Regions from separate parts of the Mus musculus genome. Here region 2 is linked to region 1. The links are chromatin loops, found by intact Hi-C in ENCODE. Cell type or tissue: left cerebral cortex. All regions are shown on one strand. Links, peaks and the distances in the headings refer to the core of each region. The heading gives the core; the rest is flanking DNA.

Evidence for each region. Peaks named below come from ENCODE experiments on the same cell type or tissue, not always from the same donor. Only the 100,000 strongest peaks of a DNase experiment are listed, where the experiment ranks them.
Region 2: a loop joins it to region 1, with 2.2 times the contacts of the local background. A loop is called at or near these places in 17 of 42 quality-filtered maps.

What each region holds. Positions count from the first base shown.
Region 1 is chr9:20,755,308-20,759,693 of GRCm38, forward strand. It overlaps Gm35860 (a long non-coding RNA gene), which reads right to left and starts at 3,819. Exons shown (of 3, transcript XR_379174.1): 1 at 3,729-3,819. In left cerebral cortex, for the core only: a CTCF peak has its summit at 1,913 (motif pointing left); a DNase peak (open chromatin) is centred at 1,904.
Region 2 is chr9:20,810,289-20,814,674 of GRCm38, forward strand. All of the region lies in intron 1 of Col5a3 (collagen, type V, alpha 3), which reads right to left. Among named protein-coding and RNA genes, the nearest start is that of Col5a3, 2.6 kb to the right of the region's middle. In left cerebral cortex, for the core only: a CTCF peak has its summit at 2,547; a DNase peak (open chromatin) is centred at 2,240.

The DNA.
Region 1 (4,386 bases), core at 156-4,155:
ACTTTTTTTTTTAATTTAAAAGAACAGAGGTCTATAGGTCTGCCGCTGCCACACAGCTCTGGTGTGCAAGACACCCAAAGGCTTGCCCGTGGTGTGACGTAACCGCAGTGGGAGCCACTGCAATGTTAAGGTAAGTGATAGACATGTGGGAGAGAAAGAGAAGCCGAATGGTTTGAACATTAAGAAGAGACATGGACCTGGAGATTGAGGGTGGAGAGGAACAGCCTGCTGTGAGTGGCCTGCCCTGCCACCTAAGGCCATGGTGCCAACTTGTGCTGCCACTGAGGGCCACATTTGGGTCCATGGCTGTACAGCAGCAGGGGACTGTGTTGATGTCTGTGGCTCATATTATAACAAAGGCCATGCAGATGTCCCTGGTCTGGGCTGCCTCCAGGGACCAAGCTAATATTCAGAGGCTGTGGAGAGCTGCCCCCACCACTGGCTGTGGCTCTCAGGAGATCTGGCCCCACCCCTTCCAGGCTGTACTCAGAAAGCAGGCCCTGCACCATGCCTGGGCAACATAGTAAAGCTGGCCCTGGTGGTGGGAGCCAAGCAAGCTGACCCCAGGGTGTGATAGTGAGCTAGCTCTGGCTACTTGTCTGCCATGAGGTGGTGTGGGCACAGGAGAGATGCTCCCCCACCCCCATCCCCACTCCCACCCCAGAGCTGACCCCCAGTCATGAGAACCAGGAACTGTATCTGCCCCTCACCAATTGTAACACTCTGGAGAGCACACACACACCCCCAAACACACACAAAAACACACAGACACACAGACACACACAAGACACACACACACACACAGAGTTTAGCTGGCCCTGATGGCATTCCCCAAGAGAGCTGGCCCCTGTCTTGCTGGCTGCAGCATAAGGTGAGCTAGCCCAGGCAGTGCTGGAAGAGAGCTCACCCTGGTGGTGTGGGTGTGGGAGAGCTGTCAGGCTGGTACCTCAGACACCACCCAGGCCCAGATCCAGGACTTTGAGTTGTCCCATCCCAACATCTGCCCCATGGATGAACTGCTGGAGTGCAGGAAGAGGCCAGTCCTGCAGAGCCAAAGCTGCAGGATCTCCATGACACCGGGCAGCAACAGGATATCAGAGAGGAGTCCTGGTGAGGATCCAGTATTGATAGCATAGCAGAAACCAGAAACCTTTAACCAGACCAATGACTCATTGTAACGAACATTTGCAAGCAAAGCGGTGTGGAAAGGGTGTACTGTGGGATGCACTATGACACAGCTTCCATGGCAGATGGATTTGGGTTTTGTTTAATTTTTTATTTTTTACTTTGTTTTGTGGGGTGACCTCCACAAGGGTGGAGGTCAGATATGAAGGGTTGGGGAAGTGAGTGGAACCGGGGTGCATGATGTGAAATTCTCAAAGAATCCATAAAAGGTTTAAAAACACCACCACCACCAACAGAAGTCTCTCTGGAGGTTCAAGGGCAGAGCACTTGCATCTGTTAGACTCTAGATAGACACTCATGGTGGTGGTAGTGGGGGCAAGGGAATGGAGGAGTAGGGGGTGTGGGTGGGGGTGGGGTAGGGGGCTTGTAGTGGGCATGTAGGAAAGAGGTCAGTCACAAGGCAGGACAGAGAGCCAGAGAGTGCAGAAGCCACCCTCATCTGTGCATGATCCACTTTGAGTGCATGGTGGTGCTGGCTTTTCATCCCAGCACTCGGAGGCAGAGGCTGGTAGAACCCTTGTGTGTTCAGGACCTGCCTGGTCTACAGTGAGATAGAGGTACATAGAGAATCTCTGTCTCAAAACACACACACAGAGAGAGACAGAGACAGAGACAGAGACAGAGAGAAAGAATCCCATAACCTCACTATGCCCTTACTAAGTCCTCTTCAAGAGTAGCCAGTGCTCTTTACTGAGCTTTCTCTCAGCGCCCCCTAGTGGTTGCATTACCTTCCACTAAGCCCCACCTTTTAAAGGTTCCACTAACCTCTAGGCCAAGCTTCCACTATCTAAACGTTAGTGAGGGGAGAGGGGAAAGCACCACCACACCCTAGCTCCTGGTGTGGCTCCTGCTTCCCAGAGATAAACCCTGAAGATGTGTTTGGGGTGGGGTGGGGTGGGGTTCCACTTGATAAAGAGCCTGCTCCTTTAGCATGAGGGCACCCAGCACCCAGGAGAAGACCTGGGTGTGGTGGAGGCAGGCAGATTGATCCTCTGATCTCTGCACTTATTTGGATCTGGGCAGAGTTAGATGGATCCCTGAAGCTCCAGTCAGCAGAGCTGAGCCAATGAGCAAGTTCATTGGGAGATCCTGACTCAAAAACAAACAAAGCACAAGTGAATAGAGAAAACACGCAACATCAGCCTCTCTCCACATGTGCATGCACGTGCGTGGACATGTACACACACCTACACTGACACGCACACCACAGTCACAGCACACAACATAGACCACACACAGCACAGCACATATGTAGCACAACACACAAAGCAGACAACACAATACTACACAAAACACATCACATATACCATAGCATAGACAGAACACAACATATCCAATACTCAACATACCATACCCAATACAACATACATAACACATTGTACACAACACACAAACACTCAACACACATACAAAACACCTCTTACACACATTGTTTTTAAAGATGTTGTTTTGTTTTAAGACTAGCATCCTGTAGCCCAGACTTGCCTATTGCTTGCTATGTAACCAGATAAAAACTTGCCTCTGCCTTCCAGGAAGTATTCATGAATCCTTCCAGCAGAAAGAGACTCCTCCTTGTGCAGCCTGAGACCTCAGGACTGTGAGCAACCATCTGCCCTCCTCCTTTAATTTAAGCTACCTTCTGGTATGACTCCAGATCAACAACCCTGAGCTAAGTCCCTTCACACCTTTCTTCCTTGAATTCTCATTCTCTCTCTCTCTCTCTCTCTCTCTCTCTCTCTCTCTCTCTCTCTCTCTCTCTCTCCCCTCTCTCTTACACACACACACACATTTATTTATTTCATGTATATCATTTTGTGTATAACTTACAGGAAGGAGTTGGTTCTCTTTTTCACTATGTGAGGGATTGAACTCGGGTTGTCAGCCTTAGTGGCAAGTAGCTTTAACCTCTGAAGTAGCTTTAACCTCTGAAGTAGCTTTAACTTCTGAAGTAGCTTTAATGGCTGAGTCATCTCTTTAGTTCCTGTATTCTCTCTTTTCTCCCTTCCTCTTCCTCCTCCTCTCTCCTCTCTTTCCTCCCTCCCATCCCTCTTTCCTGCTATGCTAAGACTGAAACTCCAGCCTCAAGAATGCTAGATGCACAGTACTCCTGCGCTATACCCAGCCCTAGTGCCTTGTTTTCTTGCAAGTACCCTGTGGGGATGGCCTTGAGCTCCTGGTCCTCTTGCTTCCACTGCTTAGGTGCTGGCTGGTAGGTGCATCCCCACATCTAGTTTATATGGTGCTGGGATGGGACCCAGAGCTTTCAGGGTAGGCAAGCACTCTACCAACACAGCCCCAGCTCCAGCCCTTTCCAGATTTGGAGGTAGCAGGAGTGTCTGTGGGGCCTGTCCACGCCAGGGTGAGGTAGTGCTCCCTCACTTCTCCCATCTGGCATCTCCTCAGGATCCTGCCAGACAGCATCCACATCAGTCTCCCAATCCCCCCTGCCTAGCCGCCTCCACAGCATGGAGAACAGGCCCCATCTGTGTCCCCAGAGAAACTCTCAAGGGAGGCCTGAGTTTCACCCAGACCCTTGGGCTCACCGCAGACTTCTTCCTCCCTTCAGTCAGTTGTCAGTGTCTTTCCACTGCTGCCTGAGAACTGGGGACCTGCCAGCATCAGGCACATGCATGCGCTCCTTGACCCAGTAACAGAGATGGGAACTGGGCCTCCAGTTGCTCTGGCAGAATCTTAAGCAACTGATGTACAAACACCACAGCGCCGGCAGTCACAGTGAGTGTGGTAGTGCATGCCTGTCACCCCAGCTCAGAGGTGGAAGCGGGGGGGGGGATCAGGAGTTCAAGGGTCCTCAGCTCAGTGGTGAATTCGAGGCCAGCCTGAACTATGTGAGACCCGGTCCTGAAAACAAAACAACAGGTCTGGCAGTGATGGCACATGCCATTAGTCCTAGCACTAGGGTGGCAGAGACAGGAGGATCTCTGTGAGTTCAAGGCCAGCCTGGTCTACAGAGTAAGTTCCAGGAGAGCCAGGGCTACACAGACAAACCCTGTTTAGAAAAACCAAAGCAAGCAAACAAACAAACAACAACACCAAAACAAACAACAGGAGTTAGGGAGATGGGTCTGTCAGTAGACTGCTTACTGAAGTGTGAAGGCCTGAATTTAATCCTCAAGATTGGGTGTAGTGACAGTCGCCTGTAATCCCAGCACCAGGGAGGCAGAGACACAGGGTCCCTGGCTG
Region 2 (4,386 bases), core at 202-4,201, 55 kb after region 1:
AAAAAAAAAAAAAAAAGGGCCCCAAACTCCATAATACTTGCTTAGATTTGGGGATTCCTGTCCTCACAGTTCAGGAGGAAGCGAGTGGCCTGGGACTAGCAGCACCTCCCCCACTGCCCCACAGATGTTGCTGGTACATCCGTCTGTTGACTGGTTGTTTCTTTCCCCCTAAGTTTTTGGTGAGAAAAAAAAAGCTGACCTAGTTCTAGGATGAATCAAGTCTTCCTGGCTGGAGCCCCAGAGCCAAGCCTTCCCTGCTCCCTACACCCCCACACTGGTTCCTTGGGCAGCTTCCCGGCATGGAGCCCCCTTGCAAGGGAAAATCCACAAAGGAGAAAGGGGTGTGCAGGGGTACACTCTTCTTAGACCTCATAGCCTCCTCCCTCTGATCCCCAGCTCCATGGCGTCTCCCTGAGATTCCCAGGACCCACAGCCTTCTCCCTCTTATTCCTTCATCTAACTCTCCCTGACTTCCTCCATCTGACTCCTCATCTAACTCCCCCTGACCTCCTCCATCTGACCTGGACCATTTTTATCACCTTCTGATCATCTATTTCTGATAACCCCCTGATCTCCCTCTCTCATCCCAGAAAAGAAAGAATAGGTCTGATCTCACAGACCTCTAATCCAAGCCATCTTTGCAGCCCCACCCAGTCATCTTGGCCAGTGTTAACTGAATCCACATGGTTTGTGCAGGGTGGGTGAGGGCTTCCCCTGGGCCCAAAACCCCTGGCCTGTCCCTTCCCCTAGCAAACTGTCCCACTAACCCCCTGACCCAGACTCTTGGCAGAGCCAGGTTCTGCTAAATCTGCCAGGTCGTCACTTCAGAGTAGCTCAGCTGACCTCACCACTGAAAATTGGGTTGGGGGACTAGACTTGGAGAGGAAGGGACATGGATGAAGACAGCCCCCATCCCAGCTACCCCCCTTTACCCTCTGAACTTTGTAGAGTCCTGTTCAGGTCCCTGTATCCTCACCTCTCTCCATTCTACCTTCTCTCTGTCCCACTCCATGGCTCAGGTCTGAAATCAGTCAACAATCAATTTTGCTTTCTTGGTATTCTCTCTCTCCATCTGTTCTCCCCGTTCCCTGTCCCCATCTATAACTGTCTCTTCAGTGGCCAGGCTGTCATTAAGAAGTATTTGGATTACAATTTCCCCACCACCCCTGAGGCTGAGTTTGGGCTCTCAGGCTCTGCTAACCACAAGGTCATCCCGTTAGGACATCCCAGCTTTCCCTATGGACTAGGAGCCCAGGGAAGATTTAGATCCACAACATCATCCGGTAGAAGGACTTTGCCCAGCTCAGTTTATGGTTTTTGTTTTCAAGATAAGGTCTACTGTAGATCAGGCAGGTCTTGAACTCTTAACCCTCTGTTGTTCACCTCCAGAGTGCTGGGATGACAGACGTGCTCCACCATGCCCCATTTATGCAGTGCTGGGATGGAACACAGGGATGTGTGCATGCTAGGTGGATACTTTACCAACTGAGCTCCCTCCTGACGTAGATCCCAGCTTCTATGCAGTAGGAAAAGGGGGCTCCCTTGGTCACTGCTCACTCCCATTTCAAAAGTCCTCCCTGGCATCTAACTCAGAAGACTCTTGCTTCAGCCTTGAGTCCTCTTGGCAGTGACCTTTCAATGGCTGACTGCCCTTTCTCTCTCACGGTTCCACAACAAGAAATACACAAGAGCCATTGAGCCTGCGGGGCACGCAGGAGGGGTCAGAAGCTGCCCAAACTCTTCCCCCACATACACACCCTCTCCCTGCCTTGGTCAAGGCTCTAGGGAGATGTTTGGTGGGGTCTAGGATGTGGAGGGAGGCAGGTGGGATGCAGCTGGGTCATTGCAGGAAAATGTGCAAGCACAGGACTTGCCACTGGTTGAGGTATAGGCAGTTAATTAGATGAAAGTTTTCAGGATTGGTAAGATGGCTCAGCAGGTAAAGGCACTGCTGCCTAGTCCAATAATGTTAGCTTGAGCCCAGTAACCCACGTGCTGAGAGGAGAGAACTGGCTCCTTCAGGTTGTCTGACTTCCACATGTGCACACATGCACAATGAAGAAGTGTAAAAAAAGAAGGAAAAAATGTAAATTTGATGCCATTGTTCATCAGGAGTGGCAGCAAGATCTCCACGGCGTTTACTTCACAGGCCAGGCGTGTAACAGGAGATGGAGGTTTTAACCCCCAGATTTCTCCCACGCAATGCAAGGGAAAATATGACCAAGTCACTGAGTGGGCGACTGCTTGTGGAAGATGACAGCATCGGTCTGTGGGCCATAGAGAAGCATGTGTGAGAAGCTGAAAACCCAGGAGGGTCCTGTCTGGGTGGCAGATGGGGTTGCCTGGGTGTGGCCATGAGTTGCACATTCCTGGAGTCCCAGGGGTGTTGTATTCTGAATGAATGCCTGAGGTTGCATGACCCTGAGGTTGTGTGAGCGTGGGAATGGGGCATAGGCCAACACGGAGTTCCCCACGTGGTCTGCAACCTCCCCAGACTCAGCAGAAATTGGGAAAGTAGAGTCAGTGTATGCATGTGGCCTCTGGGGGCAGAACGCACCTTCCTTTCCTTCTGGGATGTGATCTAGGTCATAGATGCCCTGGTCATCCATCACTTGGAGAGTCATCGTGTCCTCTCACCATTGCCACCCGGAGAACCCTGAGAGGCGTGGCTGAGGCATCAGGCCACATGCTCACAGCTGGGCATGCGTCAGCGGTGACTCACCAGTCCCTTAGCCCTGGGGGACCCCCTTGGGGGCCCTGAGAAATTCTTCAGGAAAAATCACCCCAGGATCTTGCAGCTGGGGTACTATGAAACTTCCACTTGGCCGCTCCAGCGGGCGCTCAGCCCCACCCCTCCTCGTGCCGCACCCCGCCTCGCCCCTCAATGCAGCCCTCCCGTGGGCCCTGTCCATGGTGCTGATGCCGTGGCTCTAGGGAGAAGGGGGTGGGGGAGGGGAGGAGGAAGGAGGGGTGGGAGCCAGTTTCGGGCAAAGAGAGGAAAATGTAAAGCCCTTGGGAGAAGTGCAAAAGGGAACTGTGTGGGTCAGTGAGACGGCTGGAGCAGGTTGCTTGCTGCAAAGTCTAATGACCTGAGTTCGATTCCTGGGACCTACATGGTAGAAGGAGAGACTGACCCTCATAAGTTAGTTGTTCATCTGACCTGCACACTCACTCTGTGGCACAAGGGTACAGAGAGAGAGACAGAGACAGAGGCAGAGACAGAGACAGAGACAGAGACAGAGACAGAGACAGACACAGAGACAGAGACAGAGACAGAGACAGACAGAGACAGAGGGACAGAGAGAGACAGAGACAGAGACAGAGAGACAGAGATGTAATGTTTAAAAGAAAACTGTGAATTCTTGATTTGTCCATCCCACTCACCACCAACCTCAGAATCAGCCATTCATGGTCCCGTGGGCAATAATATAAACCCCTAAATCCCAACTACAGCCAACCAAAAACAAATAAACACATCTGTAACACATGATTACTCTCAAAAATAATCTCAGTGGGGTTAGGGATGAAACTTGGTAGAGAGCATGCTAGCCTAGCATGCTGGAAGCCCCAAGTTCCATCCCCGGTACCACACGATCTGCAGTCCCAGCACTCGGAGGATAGAGGAGGGTTAGAAGTTCAAAGGTACAGCCTGGATTCCATAGTAAGTGTGAAGCCAGCCTGAGCCCCATGAGACCCTGTTTCATACAACAGAGGAGAAAGGAGGGAGAGAATCACAGACCCACAGACCCACTGACCTCTCACACCCTCCTAAGAACTGCCCTGTCACCCACACTTACGCCATCGCAGTCAACCATCACACCCAAGATTTTGGTGGGGGAGGGGTTGTTTTGTGCTTGTTTGTTTGTTTGTTTGTTTGTTTAAGACAGTGTAGCCAGCCATGGATGTCTTGGATTCACTTTGTAGACCAAGCTAGCCTTGAACTCACAGAGACTTGCCTGCCTCTGCCTCATGAATGCTGGGATTAAAGGCATGTGCCACAATGCCTAGCTTAAAATACGGTTTTTTAAAGGCAAGCTCTCATATAGCCCATGCTGGCCTCAAATTCTCTATGTAGTTCAGACTGGCTCCTAACTCTTTATGCTCCTGCTTTCATGGTCCCAGTCCTGGGGTTGTGGGTATGCACCACTGTGCTGAGAATGGAATCCAGAGCCTGGTGTGTGTTAGAAAAGCCATTTCCAACCGAGTTACAGTCCCATGTCTCATACACTCACCCTGGCCCTTTTTAGAGACAGGGTCTGCTTATGCAGCCCAAGATGCCCTTCAATTCAGTAAGTAGCCCAGACAAGTCTTGACCGTGCAAACCACCTAACTCTGCCTCTTAAATGTTGGGATTGCACTATACCAAGGAGCATTCATCTTCACACA